2 separate regions of the Homo sapiens genome follow, and region 2 is linked to region 1. Evidence: read pairs that join two places in POLR2A ChIA-PET (ENCODE). Cell type or tissue: PC-9. All regions are shown on one strand. Each heading gives the region's core, and the rest is flanking DNA. Links, peaks and the distances in the headings are about the cores only.

Region 1 (8,332 bases), core at 285-8,284:
AAAAGGTGGGGAGGGGTGGTTAGGAAGCAAGCAATGTTGAGGTTCTAACAGATTGGTACCATGAACATGTAATGGTACCAATCCATATCTTTGTGCTATTTTCTCTAGAAGCACCTAGCTCCCTGGGTACAAGAGCAGGGACGACATTATTGTTTAGATCCTGAGTCAGGATTTGTAGACAGATAAAGTATACTAAGAAGGAAGCAAGGGGATGAAAGTGCTGGTGAAAGATTAAAGAATCTCTCTGATTATAGCTAGATAAGAAAATAGGCTAAGGAAGTTGTGATAAACTGGTCAAGCCAGGCGCGGTGGCCCACACCTGTAATCCTAGCACTTTGGGAGGCTGGGGTGGGTGGATCATGAGGTCAGGTCAGGAGTTTGAGACCAGCCTGGCCAACATAGTGAAACTCCGTCTCTACTAAAAATACAAAAAATTAGCTGGGTGTGGTGGCGTGCGCCTGTAATCCCAGCTACCAGGGAGGCTGAGGCAGGAGAATCTCTTGAACCCGGGAGGCAGAGGTTGCAGTGAGGCAAGATTGCGCCATTGCACTCCAGCCTGGGCAACGAGCAAAACCCTGTCTCAAAAAAAAAAAAAAAAAAAAAAAAAAAAAAAAAAACCTCTGGTCAAGAGAATTCTTTGTTTCTTTCTCTATTATTTATTTATTTTTAAGAGAACTCTTTATAAGGTCAAAGAGCAGATGATTTAGAAGCAGAAATGATTAACCTGGAAGTTCAAAACATTGTAGCAAGAATATAAAATTTTAGATTGGAGCCAGGTGGTGGCTCATGCCTGTAATCCCAGCACTTTGGGAGGGGAAGATGGCTTGTGCCCAGGAGTTCGAGACCACCCTGGGCAACAAAATGAGACCCCCATCTCTACAAAAAAATTAAAAAATTAGCCATGCATGATGGCATGCACCTGTGGCCCCAGCTACGTGGGAGGCTGAGGCTGGAGGATAGCCTGAGTCCAGAAGGTGAAGGCTGCAGTGAGCTGTGTTTGCACCACTGCACTCCAGCCTGGGCAACAGAATGAGACTCTGTGTATAAATAAATAAAACTAAGAGAGTTCTCACATCGAGCTGTGAAGGTAGTTTGCTAATTTATCTGGGGTTTTGCTGTTATCTTTTGTTAAAAATCAACTTGCTGGGGTGAGGTGGCTCACATCTGTAATGCCATCACTTTGGGAGGCTGAAGGGGGAGGATCACTTGAGTACAGGAGTTTGAGACCAGCCTGGGCAATGTAAGGAGACCCTGTCTGAAAAATTAAAAAAAAATAGCCAGGCGTGTTGTCATGTGCCTGTAGTTCCAGCAATGGCAGGCTGAGGTGGGAGCATCGATTGGGCACAGGAGGTTGAGGCTGCAGTGAGCTGTGATTGCACTGCTGCACTCCAGCCTGGGCAACAGAGCAAGACCCTGTCTCAATAAATAAAATAAAGTAGCATCAAATTGATACATATCCTAGAGTAGTTATCTTTTTTTCCTCTGAGCTCCAACAAGAAACAACAGTATTTACATTTTTAACTGGAGACAAAACTCTGCATAGGAGAAATTCAAACATCAGCAGACATATGAGGGCGTTTTTTGGCAGAGGCAACTTACTGTCAATAAAGTCTCACCCCTGGTGAACGCCACCTGCTCACACGTACAAAAGGAAAGTCATTTAGTGATCATGAATCCTGGTTTGACGTTAAGGTCCATGTCTGAAGTGTCGTTTATGATTAGGGAAGTCTGAGTCATCCTTAGGCTTCCTCTATTGCATTTGAGTCATTTCCTTTTTTACAGACCCAAACTGTACAGCCCAGGATATTTCTTAAATGTCCAAAAGTACAGAGTTTTGGAACTAAAGGGACATTCGAGATCATTGAGTTCAGTGTACTCGTTTTACAAATGGTGAAACTAAGGCCAAGAGGAGCATGCCTTTGCCTGATTGCACAGCCTCTGTGGGGCAGTTTTGCCTATACCAAGAAGGGTATAGGAAAATACCCTATTCTCTAGAACCAGCTGATTTCACAGCAAATTTGGATTCTGGCTTGAATTTATTTTTGTCAGAAGTAAACTAAAAATACTTGGTCTGAAAGTCTGAGAGGGACTCAGGGCCCAGGGGAACAAGCAGGCATCTCTGGTATATCCCCCTCAAATAGTTTTTTGTTTGTTTGTTTTAGACAGAGTGTTGCTCTTGTTTCCCAGGCTGGAGAGCAATGGCGCAATCTCGGCTCACTGCAACCTCCACCTCCTAGATTCAAGCGATTCTCCTGCCGCAGCCTCCCAGGTAGCCATCACACCCAGCTAATTTTTTGTATTTTTAGTAGAGATGGGGTTTCATCATGTTGGCCAGGCTGGTCTCGAACTCCTGATCTCAGGTGATCCACCCACCTTGGCCTCCCAAAGTGTTGGGATTACAGGCGTGAGCCACCATGCCCGGCCCCCCTCAAATGGTTTTATCTGTCACACTGGTGCTCCTGCAATGGACAAAGGAGACGTTTCCTGTAGGACCAGCATCTCTTTACTCAGGTTTTTCAATCTTGGAACTGCTGACATTTTGGGCCAAGTAATTCTTTGTTGCAGGGACTGTCCTGTGCATTTCAGGATGTTTAACAGCATCTTTGTCCTCTACCCATTAGTTGCTTAGTCAGAATAATCAGAAAAGTCCCCAGACATTGCCAAATGCCCCCTGGAGTTGCCTGGTTGCCTGGTTGAGAATCACTATGCTTAAGAAAGGGGCTCTTGTTGTAATCCCAGCACTTTGGGAGGCCGAGGCGGGAGGATCACGAGGTCAGGAGATCGAGACCATCCTGGTTAACACAGTGAAACCCCATCTCTACTAAAAATACAAAAATTAGCTGGGCATGGTGGCATGCGTCTGTAGTCCCAGCTACTCGGGAGGCTGAGGCAGGAGAATGGCATGAACCCCGGGAGGTGGAGCTTGCAGTGAGCCGAGATCGCGCCACTGCACTCCAGCCTGCGTGACAGAGAGAGGCTCCATTTCAAAAAAAAAAAAAAAAAAAGCGGGGATGGGGGGCTGTTTTAACTCAGGTCTGGGCCCACTTAGTCCTCATGGCAGTATCTATTCTTATTCCTGCATCTCCATGCCTAGCTGCCTTTTTCTCACCTTTCTTTCTGGGGCTACCACACCTTTATCAGATGAGATCCTCCAACCTCTCTCTACCCTCAGTATCTCCAAAAGTGCCACCTGGGTTGAAAATGAGAAGCAAAAGCATCTACCCTTCCCCCTCTTGCACCAAGGGTATACCCTAATTAGATAGGAATTTACATAATTGGTAAAAATAAGATATCATGGGCTGGCCACAGTGGCTCACACCTGTAATGCCAGCATTTTGAGAGGCCGAGGCACGAGGAATTCTTCAGCCCAGGAGTTTGAGACCAGGCTGGGCGATGTAGTGAGACCTTGTCTCTACAAAAAAATTAAAAATTAACTGAGTGGTGGCAGGCGCCTGTAGTCCCAGCTACTCGGGAGGCTGAGGCAAGAGAATTGCTTGAACTTCGGAGGAAGAGGTTTAAGTAAGCAAAGATTACACCACCGCACTCCAGCCTGGGTGACAGAGCCAGACTCTGTCTCCAAAACAAAAGACAAAGTGCATACAAGGCTCAGCTCTTAACAATGACTGCTGTGAGTCAAGGAAAGACCCCTTCCTTGAGGGTGTGCTGGGAGGGGATAGATGAGGGCATACCAAGAGAACCTTTGCCTTTTTTGCGCAATTTCCCCTTGACTCAGCGGTCCCACTTCCCTTCCCCAGCCCACACTTGTCCTCACCAGTGCTTGTATTTAGAAATGCAAGCCCGTGTTGTCATAGAAAAACAGAAACCAGATGGTTGCTATGGAGATTTGTTTAAATACACACCTAGAACATGGCCCAGACTCTGGCAGTGGTGAGTAGCAATTCTTGCTAGGACCTGCATTTTTCTTCCTCTTAATTTGCTGTTTTCCCACCCTTTTCTATTCTTGCTACATTTTCATGCTTCTCACTCCTGCTCCAAAATGCCACTTCCCACCTACCAGTACTGTTCTTAAACATCTCCTGTGTCTCAGGAAGTCACTATTTAAGAACAGACTTATTTACCCTTTGAGCCTTAGTCCCTTCATCTGTAATATGGGAATAATGACAATAAAAACTCTATATGGGGCCAGGTGCAGTGGCTCAAGCATGTAATCCCAGCACTTTGGGAGGCCAAGACAGGTGGATCACTTGAGGTCAGGAGTTCAGGACCAGCCTGGCCAATGTGGTGAAAACCTGTCTCTACTAAAAATACAAAAATTAGCTGGGCGTGGTGGTGCACACCTGTAATCTCAGCTACTCGAGACGCTGAGGCAGGAGAATCGCTTGAACCCAGGAGGCAGAGGTTGTAGTGAGCTGAGATCGTGCCACTGCACCCCAGCTTGGGCAACAGAGCAAAACTCTGTCTTTAAAAAAAAAAAAACAAAAAAACCAAACAAACAAACAAAAAAAACCTTATATGGGCTGGGCTGGGCGTGGTGCCTTATGCCCACAATCCCAGCATTTTGGGAGGCCAAGATGGGAGGATCACTTGAGCCCAGAAGTTTGAGACCAGCCTAGGCTACAGAGTAAGGCCCCATCTCTACAAAAAAACCTTAAAAATTAGCCAGGTGTGGTGGCACGCACTGTGGTCCCAGCTGTACCAGAGGCTGAAGCAGGAGGATCCCTTGAGCCCAGGAGGTCAAGGCTGCAGTGAGCCATATCTACACCACTGCACTCCAGCCTGGGCAACAGCCTGTCTCAAAAACTAAACTAAAAACCTTATATGTTTTTGTTAGAATTAAATTAGATATACAAAAAGAGGGGCCGGGCAGGGTGGCTCACGCCTGTAATCCCAGCACTTTGGGAGGCTGAGGCAGGTGAATTACTTGAGGTCAGGAGTTCGAGACCAGCCTGACCAACATGGTGAAACCCTGTCTATACTAAAATATACAAAAATCAGTCTAGCGTGGTGGTGGGCGCCTGTAATCCCAGCTATTCGGGAGGCTGAGGCAGGAGAATTGCTCGATCCCGGGAGGCAGAGGTTGCAGTGAGCCGAGATCATGCCACTGCACTCCAGCCTGGGCGACAGAATGAGACTCCGTCTCAAAAAGAAACTTGTATCATGGCTAGCAAAGTGGAATTTGGTTTTATGCTAAAATAAAATCCTAGAGCCAGGTGTGGAGGCGAGTGCCTATAATCCCAGCTACTCAGAGGCTGAGGCAGGAGGATTTGTTGAGACCAGGAGTTCAAGACCAGCCTGGGCAACATAATAAGACCTCATCTCAAAAAAAAAATAATAAAGTAAAATAAAATAAAAATCCTACTCTAGGGCACCTGGGAACCAACCAGTGGTGCCTTTGGAAATCTTGGTTTATGCTTCCTCTCTGACAGTAGGAAAAAGCTATTGTGGGAGTTTCTCCTGCCATGTAGAGTGATGGAAGAGCAGAATTGTGGAGGAGCAGGGTTGCTTTGTTTTGTCTTTGTTGTACTCAGCTGGAAAGCTGTTTAAGGAAAGAATCTGGTCATATGACCTCCTTTCTGCAATTGGAAATGAACGCCACAGGGAAAAGAAGATATAAGACACAGAATGCTCCTTGCCTGGCTAAAATGGAAGAGGACAAAGGAAGCAGAATACTTTCTGGGCTTTTGGCTTTTGCTACCCTCCTCTGGCAGACCCCTGTCCAAGACGCTGGCTGTGTTGTGTGCCAGGCTAGAGCTTGTACCTACTGTAAAATCTGTGTGTGATGTCTGTTGAGTTTTTTGGAAAACAAAAAACTTATATTTTAAAATACAAGGTATTAGATAATACCAAGGGCAGATAATTCCACCCTTGGAAATAAAAAAGATTTTCTTTTCTTCAGCTTGAATGTACTGTACAGCTGTGTTTCTGCAGTAGGTCTCAGCTCTTAGGAACGAGAAAAAGGAAAACATTACCCACTTTGCATTTCACTTCTGTTCTTTTCCTGTGAGACAGATACTACTATCTATCCTATTTTTATGGGTTAAAAAGCACAGATCAATTGAAAAAGAACTGGAAGGATAACTGCTAAACTGAGAACTGTTACATCCAGGCACGTTGACTCACGCCTGTAATCCCAACACTTTGGGAAGCTGAGGCCGGTGGATCACGAGGTCAGGAGATCGAAACCATCCTGGCCAACATGGTGAAACCCCATCTCTACTAAAAATACAAAAATTAGCTGGGTGTGGTGGCGTGTGCCTTAATCCCAGCTACTCGGGAGGCTGAGGCACAAGAATCGCTTGAACCTAAGAGGCGGAGGTTTCAGTGAGCTGAGATCGCACCACTGCACTCCAGCCTGGCACCAGAGCAAGACTCTGTCTCAAAAAAAAAAAAAAAGAATTGTGGTCACTTCCAGAAAAGAATTAGGGGAGTGAGATTGGAAGTGGTAATCATAGGAACTTTTGTGTCATCTATATTTTCCTTTTTTCCAAGGAAAATATTCATATATTAATTGTTTAATTAAAAATTAAATTTTGGCTGGGCGCGGTGGCTCACGCCTGTAATCCCTGCACTTTGGGAGGCCGAGGTGGGCGGATCACGAGGTCAGGAGATCAAGACCATCCTGGCTAACATGGTGAAACCCCGTCTCTACTAAAAAATATGACAAAAATTAGCCGGGCGTGCTGTCGGGCGCCTGTAGTCTCAGCTACTCTGGAGGCTGAGGCAGGAGAATGGCGTGAACCCCGGAGGCGGAGCTTGTAGTAAGCCGAGATCTTGCCACTGCACTGCAGCCTGGGCGACAGAGCAAGACTCCGTCTCAAAAAAAAAAATTTTTTTTAAGTTTTGTGCAGTGGCAGTATCATAGCCAATGAGGTTTGTCCAATGTACAATTATTGCTAATTGAAAACGTTTCAGGCCAAGCACAGTGGCTCACGCCTATAATCCCAGCACTCTGGGAGGCCGAGACAGGCCAATCATGAGGTCAGGAGATCGAGACCATCCTGGCTAACACGGTGAAACCCCCGTCTCTACCAAAAATACAAAAATTAGCTGAGTGTGGTGGCAGGCGCCTGTTAGTCCCAGCTACTTGGCTGAGGCAGGAGAATGGTGTGAACTCAGGAGGCGGAGCTTTCAGTGAGCTGAGATCGCGCCACTGCACTCCAGCCTGGGCGACAGAGCGAGACTCTGTCTCAAAAAAAGTTTCAAGCCAGGCACGGTGGCTCACGCCTGTAATCCCAATACTTTGGGAGGCCAAGGCGGGTGGATCACCTGAGGTCAGGAGTTCGAGACCGGCACAGCCAACATGGCGAAACCCCATCTACTAAAAATACAGAAATTAGCCGGGTGTGGTGGCACACGCCTGTAATCTCAGCTATTCAGGAGGCTGAGGCAGAAGAATCACTTGAACCTGGGAGGTGGAGATTGCAGTGAGCCAAGATTGCACCACTGCACTCTAGCCTGGGCAACAGAGTGAGACTCCAGAGTTGAGACTCTGTCTCAAAAGAAAAAAAGAAAAGGTTTCTGTTGGGCCAGGCCCAGTGGCTCACACCTGTTATCCCAGCACTTTGGGAGGCCAAGGCAGGCAGATCCCTTGAGTCTAAGAGTTTTGAGACCAGCTTAGGCAACTTAGAGAGACCCCGTCTTTACAAAAAGTTAGCCAGACATGGTGGCACATGCCATGGAAGGCTCACTTGAGCCCGTGAAGTCGAGGTTGCAGTGAACTGTGATCTTGCCACTGCACTCCAGCCTGGGTGATGGAGTGAGACCATGTCTCAAAAAAAAAAAAAAAGAATTTTCACATATCCCACTGTGGTAACTTACAATATAGTTGGCATTGGCAATTTTTGACAGTCTCTACAGAGACTGACTTTAAAAAAAATAAATAAATTTCAGGCTGGGCATGGTGGCTCATGCCCACAATCCCAGCACTTTGGGAGGCCAAGGCGGGTAGATCACCTGAGGTCAGGAGATTGAGACCAGCCTGGTCAACATGGTAAAACCCTGTCTCTACTAAAAATACAAAAATTAGCTGGTGGTGACGCACACCTGTAATCCCAGCTACTCGGGAGGCTGAGGTAGGAGAATTGCTTGAACCCAGGAGGCAGGAGGTTGCAGTGAGCTGAGATTGTGGCATTGCACTTTAGGCTAGGCGACAAAAGGGAAACTCCGTCTCAAAAAATAAATAAATAAATTTCAAATTGAAAGGTGAGGCTATTTTATAATTTTTTTTTTTTTTAATTTGAGACAGAGTCTCAGTCTATCATCCAGGCTAGAGTGCAGTAGTGCAATCTCGGTTCAGTGCAACCTCCACCTCCCGGGTTCAAACAGTTCTATTCTACCTCAGCCTCCCAAGTAGCTGGGATTATGGGCACCC
Region 2 (8,332 bases), core at 62-8,061, 64 kb before region 1:
TAATACCACTGCCCATTCTATGTATGCATCTAATTGTACTATTTATGCTTATGTGACAAATCTTTCTCAGCACTATCACCCTTTTAACATTTTCACTCATAAGAAAGATTTAAGGGAATAATACCAGTCTTAAAATTGTGAAGGTTCACACAAACTTGTTTTTCCTGTTTGTTTTAGGAAAAAATGCTCTTGATAAAGAATTTAAGCAATAGAGGGAAGTATAATTAACAACATTAAAAAAAGAAGAAATCTTACTTCCCAGAAATACTGTAAATATTCTTAAACTTTTTGTTTTTTTGAGACGGAGCCTTGCTCCCTCGCCAGGCTGGATCTTGGCTCTCGGCTCACTGCAACCTCTGCCTCCCAGGTTCAAGCAGTTCTGCCTCAGCCTCCCGAGTAGCTGGGACTACAGGCGTGTGCCACCACACCAGCTAATTTTTGTGTTTTTACTAGAGATGGGGTTTCACCATGTTGGCCAGGATGGTCTTGATCTCTTGACCTTATGATCTGCTTGCCTCGGTGGCATGAGCCACCGCACCCCGCCAAACATCATTTTTTAGTTTAAAACATTCCTTTTTTTCAAAATTACAAATAATTCAGGCATACAAAAATGTGTAAAAAACAATATAATAAACTCTCATGTAACCAGCATCAGCTCTCTCTGCATACATTCAGATAAAGTAGAGCAGATCTGGTGAATTATAGTTATAGAATAGAATATACATATTATGAGTCTACACAGAATAAAAGTTATAATTTTAAAATTGGGAAGTAAGGTAATAAAATATGGGAAGGATATTAACTTGTATCTTTCATAATAAGGAGTCACTTAGACGTTATCTAAAATTGAAACATCTAGTTTTTAAAAATGACCCCAACCTCTTAATAATCTCTTTTTTAAATCTTAGAAAGGAATTTATAGGACATTTGTCCTTTTTTTTTTTTTTTTTTTTTTTGAGACGGAGTTTCGATCTTGTTGCCCAAGGCGATCTCGGCTCACTGAAACCTCCGCCTCCCGGGTTCAAGTGATTCTCCTGCCTCAGCCTCCCGAGTAGCTGGGATTACAGGTATGTGCCACCACGCCCAGCTAATTTTGTATTTTTAGTAGAGACGGGGTTTCTCCATGTTGGTAAGGCTGGTCTCGAACTCCTGACTTCAGGTGATCCGCCCACATCAGCCTCCCAAAGTGCTGGGATTACAGGCATGAGCCACCGTGCCCAGCCACATTTCTCTTTAAAAAAATTTTTTTTTCCTTTTTACTTGATAACCCATAGCCAACATCATGACATATCTCTTATAAGAAACAACTGTTTGAGGCCAGGTGTGGTGGCTCATGCCTGTAATCCTAGCACTTTGGGAGGCCAAGGTGGGAGGATCACTTGAGTCTATGAGTTTGAGACCAGCTTGGGCAACATAGCAAGACCCTCATCTCTAAAAGAATTAAAAGATTAAATGGGCATGGTGGCATGTGCCCGTAGTTCCATCCACTTAGGAGGCTGAGGTGGTAGGATTGCTTGAGCTCGAGAAGTAGAGGGTGCAGTGAGCTACGATTATGCACTCCAGCGTGGGTGACAGAGTGAGACCCTGTCTCAAATTAAAAAAAAAAAAAAAAGAAATGTTTGAAGTTTAGTAATTGTTTCACTTCATTTTTTTTCTGTTAAGTAAAATTATATTTCATTTTACTTTTAAAATTACACATGTAGGCTGGGCATGGTGGCTCACGCCTGTAATCCCAGCATTTTTTGGAGGCTGAGGCAGGTGGATCACCTGAGGTCAGGAGTTCAAGACCAGCCTGGCCAACATGATGAAACCCCATCTCTACTAAAAATACAAAAACTTAGCCAGGCACGGTGACATACGCCTGTAATCCCAGCTACTCAGGAGGTTGAGGCAAGAGAATCACTTGGACCCAGGAGGCAGAAGTTGCCGTAAGCCAAGATCACACCACTGCACTCCAGCCTGGGCAATGGAGCGAGACTCTGTCTCAAAAATAAATAAATAAATAGGCCAGGCACGGTGGCTCATGCCTGTAATCCCAGCTACTCAGGAGGCTGAAGCAGGAGAATTGCTTGAACCCGGGAGGCAGAGGTTGCAGTGAGCCAAGATCGCGCCACTGCACTCCAGCTTGGGTGACAGAGTGAGACTCCATCTCAAAAATAAATAAATAAATAATAAAATAAAATTACGCATGTAGCCTGGCACGGTGGCTCACACCTGTAATCCCAGCACTTTGGGAGTCTGAGGCCCCAAATGAAATGAAATTATATTTCATTTTACTTTTAAAATTACACATGTAGGCTGGGCACGGTGGCTCACGCCTGTAATCCCAGCATTTTTTGGAAGCTGAGGCAGGTGGATCACCTGAGGTCAGGAGTTCAAGACCACCCTGGCCAACATGGTGAAACCCAGTCTCTACTAAAAATACAAAAATTAGCCAGGCTTGGTGGCGGGTGGCTGTAATCCCAACCACTCGGGAGTCTGAGGCAGGAGAATTGCTTGAACCCGGGAGGCGGAGGTTGCAGTGAGCCAAGATCGAGCCATTGCACTCCAGCCTGCTAGCCTGGGTGACAGAGTGAAACTCCATCTCAAAAAAAAAAAAAAAAAAATAGAATGTATGAAATACAGAAGACTAAGTATGGACTTTGGCTCCAGATTCAAACAAAGCAACTGTAAAAAAAAATTTACTAAACAATTGATGGAATATGAAGGCTTACTGGAGTTCTTATTGGGTTGTTTTAGGTATGATATTGGTATTACAGTTCTTTTTTTAAAAAATCCTAATCTCTTGGGGAGAATATGCAGTATTTTTTGGATGAAATTATATAGTAGCTGGAATTTGTACAGAAATAATCTGGGTTTGGGTGGGGTGGGTGGTAAAGATGAAAGATTATATTGATAACTGTTGAAACTAGGTGATGGCTACATAGAGCTACATAATCTCTCTACTTTGTGTATGTTTGAAACTGTTGGCTGGGCATGGTGGCTCAGCCTGTAATCCCAGCACTTTGAGAGGCCAAGGCAGGAGCATCACCTGAGCTCAGGAGTTGGAGACTAGCTTGGGCAACATCGGAAAACCTTGTCTCTGCAAAAAATACAAAAATTAGCCAGGCATGGTGGCATGCGCTGGTAGTTCCAGCTACTTAGGAGGCTGAGGCCAGACGATTGTTTGAGTCTAGGAGGTTGGGGCTACAGTGAGCCATGTTCACACCACTGCACCTCTACTGCAGCCTGGTTGAGTGACAAAGGGAGACACAAAAAAAAAAAGGAAGGGAGGGAGGGAGGGAGGAGTTCAATCAAAAATGTTAAAAAAAAATTGGGGTTGTGTTTTCTTACCACATTACTCAGTTTTAGACAATATCCTACTGACTCCCTGTAGTGAAAGATGATGAAATCAGTACTCTTCGCAGTTTCTTCTATCTCTACTCCTCAATACTTTTTTTTTTTTTTTTTTTTTTTTTTTTGAGACAGAGTCTCTCTTACTCTGTCGCCCAGGCTGGGGTGTAGTGGCGCGAGCTTGGCTCACTGCAACCTCCACCTCCCAGATTCAAGTAGTTCTCCTGCCTCAGCCTCCCAAGTAGCTGGGACTACAGGCACATGCCACCACACCTATCTAATTTTTTGTATTTTTAGTAGAGACGGGGTTTCAACATGCTGCCCAGGCTGGTAATATTTTGTTGAGGTTTATAACATATATATCATACTGTTGTTCCATAATTCACACAAACCTTTGCTATGAAGGGACGCCCCAGAATTGGGGTTGGGAGAGAAGGAGATGGGAAAATAGGTTGATGGGTAGAAGATACATGTATTTTATGTATACAGAAAAGTTTGGTTGTACATACACCCATATGATCATAGGGTAATGGAATTTATGGGTGATTTTTATTTTTTATGAATTTTTTTGTTTTCAAATTTTCTACAATGTGTATATGCTAGTAATCAAGGAGAGAAAAGCTATTTGACCACAAAAAAAAAAAATCTACACTTACCTAGTTTTGCTCTTCTAAGGTTTGAACGTAACATAATTGCTTGTGTTTCTAAGTCCGTTTTAAATCATTGGAAGCCAGGCCAGGTGGCTCACATCTGTAATCCTAGCTACTTGGGAGGCTGAAGTGGGAGGATCACTCGAGGCCAGGTCTTCAACACCAGCCTGGGCAACATAGCCAGACCCTATTGCTACAAATTTTTTTTTTTAATTAGCCAGACGTGGTGGTACACACCTGTAGTCCTAACCACAAGGGAGGATAACTCAAGCCCAGGAGTTTGAGGCTGCAGTGAGCCATGATTGTGCCACTGTACTCTAGCCTGTATGACAGAGTGAAACCCTGTTTCTCTCTTTTTTTTCCTTTGAGACAGGGTCTCACTCTCTTGCCCAGGCTAGAGTGCAGTGGCATGATCATGGCTCACTGCCCCCTTGACCTCCTGGGCTTGAGGGATCCTTCCACCTCAGCCTCCTGAGTAAGTGGGACTACAGGCATGTGCCACCACACCTGGCTAATTTTTAAAATTTTTTATATAGATGGAGTCTCAGTATGTTGCCTAAGCTGGTTACGAACTTTGGACTTAAGTGGTCCTCGTGCCTCAGCTATCCTCCCGCCTCAGCTTGGCAAAGTGCTGGGATTATAGGTAGGAGCCACCATACCAGGCCAAGACCTCATCTCTTTAAAAAAAAGAAAAAGGCCGAGTGCGGTGGTTCACGCCTGTAATACCAGCACTTTGGGAGGCCAAGGCAGGTAGATCACCTGAGGTCAGGAGTTCGAAACTACCCTGGCCAACATGGTGAAACCCTGTCTGTACTCAAAATACAAAAAAATTAGCTAGGCCTAGTGACATATGCCTGTAATCCCAGCTACTCGGGAGGCCGAGGCAGGAGAATCGCTTGAGCCCAGGAGGCGGAGGTTGCAATGAGCCAAGATCATGCCACTGCACTCCAGCCTGGGTGACAGAGAAAGACTCCATCTCAAAAAAAAAAAAAAAATTCTCCCACTCTGTAGGTTACCTGTTCACTCTAATGATAGTTTATTTTGCTCTTATTAACAAACATATGAAAACTTCTATATTCAAAAGAGTACTGCCTCTTTTGAAGTTGTCCCTTAAGATGGCTAAATACTTATTGTAATGATACTATAATTGGTTGTTTTGGGGATGGATTTTAATTTCTAAAATTTCCATAAGTCACTCAGATTCAAGCTAAATATAAGTGGATGAATAAATTGATAAATATTTTATTGTTTAAAAAAATCACGTGAGTTGTGGGGAGATAGACTTAGAGCCTGGACATGTTTTCCATTTTTTTTCTTTTTTTTTTTTTTTTGGAGATGGGAGTCTCACTTTGTCACCCAGGTTGGAGTACAGTGGTACAATCTCGGCTCACTGCAACCTCCACCTCCCGGGTTCAAGCAATTCTCCTGCCTCAGCCTCCCAAGTAGCTGGGACCCACAGACGCACCCGGCCAGTTTTTTTTTTGTACTTTTGGTAGAGACGGGGTTTCACTGTGTTGCCCAGGCTGGTCCTGAACTCCCGAGCTCAGGCAGTACTCCCACCTTGGCCTCCCAAAGTACTAGGATTACTGGCGTGAGCCACTGAGCCTGGCCTGTTTTCAAATTTTTGCTCCCCCTTCTCAACTTTCTCTTTTCTTCTGTTTTCTTTTGTTTTTTGTTTTGTTTTGTTTTTTTGAGACGGAGTCTTGCACTGTCACCCGGGCTGGAGTGCAGTGGTGCGATCTCAGCTCACTGCAACCTCCGCCTCCTGATTCACATGATTCTCCTGCCTCAGCCTCCCAAGTAGCTGGGATTACAGGTGCCCACCACCACGCCTGCCCAGCTAATTTTTTGTGTTTTTAGTAGAGACAGGGTTTCACTATGTTGGCCACCCTGGTCTCGAACTCCTAACCTTGTGATCCGCCCGCCTCGGCTTCCCAAAGTGCTGGGATTACAGGCATGAGCCACCGCGCCTGGCTTTTCTTCCGTTTTCTTTGGACAATGTGTAGCAATTAAAATTCCTCTTTCCGGCCAGGTCACTCCAGCCTAGGTGACAGAGGGAGACTATGTCTAAAAAATAAAAAAAATAAAAATTTTTAGGGTAAAACAACTAATGATATTTTTACTGACCAGAATGAGATTTAAAGCTTATATGGGAATTCAAAGATGACCAGTTGCTTTCCTTTATTTTGCATTTCCCTTTCACTGACAACGCATTAGCATGTTGTTTTTATTTGCTAAACTTTTGATAAGGAAAAAAAAAACAGAAGCCCTGCAAAAACTAATAAACTGATCATTGTAACTAGCTTTGCATCTTTCTACCCACCTTTTAAAATAAACCTGAAAGGATTCAATCTTCATTTCATTCATTGAGAAATCCTGTCCATTTGCCTATATTTATAATCCCTTCCTCACGATCAGGCTGAAATTATCTGTTAAACCAGAACAGCATCAGGTCACAGTTCTTCATTCTCCAATAGGATTAAACAGAGTGGGCTTTTAATGCTTGATCTATTTTATAAAATCTCTTGGCCAGGTGCAGTGGCTCACACCTGTAATCCCAGCACTTTGGGAGGCTGAGGTGGGTGGATCACCTGAGGTCAGGAGTTCGAGACCAGCCTGGCCAACATGATGAAGTCCCGTCTCTACTAAAAATACAAAAATTAACTGAATGTGGTGGCAGGCCCCTGTAATCCCAGCTACTCGGGAGGCTGAGGCAGGAGAATCGCTTGAACCTGGGAGGCAGAGGTTGCAGTGAGCCATGATTGTGCCACTGCACTCCAGCCTGGGCGATAGATTGAGACTCCGTCTCAAATACATACATACATACATAAAATGTCTTTATGAGCTGTGTGGATGTAGAAATAGGAATTGGAGTTTCGATGAATCACATTAATTTGTAAAAGAGGAATTTACATCAAATCCTGAATACCACTCTTTTAATAGAGTGATTCAAGGACAAACAGTACACTAAATTTTCTTAGAGTAATTTTTTAGGAGGAAAAAAATAATAAAATTAGTTTTGCTTGTAGAATTTTTGATAACCCCTGAAGATCATTATACTTTCCTTGGGCTTTGGAATTGGGCAGATATAAAAGGGTTCAAAGCAACATGATAACATTTCTTCTCTCATGGAAGGTGAAGCAATTTTAATGTTAAATCTTCAGACTTGGGGAGATGGAGGGGTTCTTTTTTTCTGAAAATTTTCCTTTAAAAAGTGATATTTTCTCACTGTAGATAATTTGGAAAGGTTAAAAAGCCATGTTTTAATGTAGACATTATTTTATATCATTGTAATAATCCTGGATACTCAATTATATATCTGGCTATTTTTCATTCAACTTTATCACAAGTATTTTCTAATGTTATTTTAAAAACTCCTTATGAGCATATTTTTTAATGATGCTTTAAGTTGTTTTGTTTTCTTTCCTCTTTTTTTTTTTTTTTTTTTTTTGAGACGGAGTTTTGCTCTCGTTGTCCAGGTTGGAGTGCAGTGGTGCGATCTCGGCTCACTGCAACCTCCGCCTCCCAGGTTCAAGCGATTCTCCTTGTCTCAGCCTCCCGAATAGCTGGGATTACAGGCATGCGGCACCACACCCGGCTAATTTTGTATTTTTAGTAGAGACAGTGTTTCACCATGTTGGCCAGGCTGGTCTCAAACTCTGACCTTAGGTGATCCGCCCGCCTTGGCCTCCCAAAGTGCTGGGATTACAGGCGTGAGCCACCGCGCCCGGCCCTTCTTTCCTCTTTTTTTGCCAAGCAGGCAACTTTTAAGATCTTTAACCTTCAGAGTTGTTTTAAGGTGTGTCTTCAAGGAAGTTTGAATAAGGAAGGGCACTTTGAATACTTGACTAAGTGGAAATTCAGCATAAAGTGTTGACTGTCTGAATTTATTGAATTCCCATTGTGCAATCTTTAAAGTTTAAATATGTGTAATATTTGACCCAGAATTTTCTTCTAGATATTCAACAGAAATACACACACAAATGAATACGTCTTTACTTTTTTTTTTTTTTCTTGAGATGGAGTCTTACTCTGCCGCCCAGGCTGGAGTGCAGTGGCACGAACTCACCTCCCTGCAGCCTCTGCCTCCTGGATTCATAGGATTCTCCTGCCTCACCCTCCTGAGTAGCTGGGATTACAGGCACGGGCCACCATGCCCGGCTAATTTTTTTGTATTTTTAGTGGAGACTGGGTTTCACCATGTTGGCCAGGCTGGTCTCAAACTCCTGACCTCAGGTGATCCACCCACCATGGCCTCCCAAAGTGCTGGGATTACAGGCTTGAGCCACCACACCCAGCCAACATTTTTTAATAATAACAAAATACTGTAAGCAACCTAAATGCACATC

The links. ChIA-PET counts read pairs that join two places held together with the same protein. Peaks named below come from ENCODE experiments on the same cell type or tissue, not always from the same donor. Only the 100,000 strongest peaks of a DNase experiment are listed, where the experiment ranks them.
Region 2: POLR2A ChIA-PET joins it to region 1 with 14 read pairs; 15 of 35 experiments call an interaction of 5 or more read pairs at or near these places.

What each region holds. Positions count from the first base shown.
Region 1 is chr1:150,607,089-150,615,420 of GRCh38, reverse strand. No RefSeq gene overlaps it. Among named protein-coding and RNA genes, the nearest start is that of ENSA, 18 kb to the left of the region's middle. RefSeq lists enhancers at 3,634-3,928, 6,269-6,955. In PC-9, for the core only: no CTCF peak of the experiment used is centred there; DNase peaks (open chromatin) are centred at 1,740 and 3,720; H3K27ac peaks cover 5,606 bases.
Region 2 is chr1:150,670,909-150,679,240 of GRCh38, reverse strand. The region is part of intron 2 of GOLPH3L (golgi phosphoprotein 3 like); the gene reads left to right. Among named protein-coding and RNA genes, the nearest start is that of GOLPH3L, 22 kb to the left of the region's middle. In PC-9, for the core only: no CTCF peak of the experiment used is centred there; no DNase peak of the experiment used is centred there.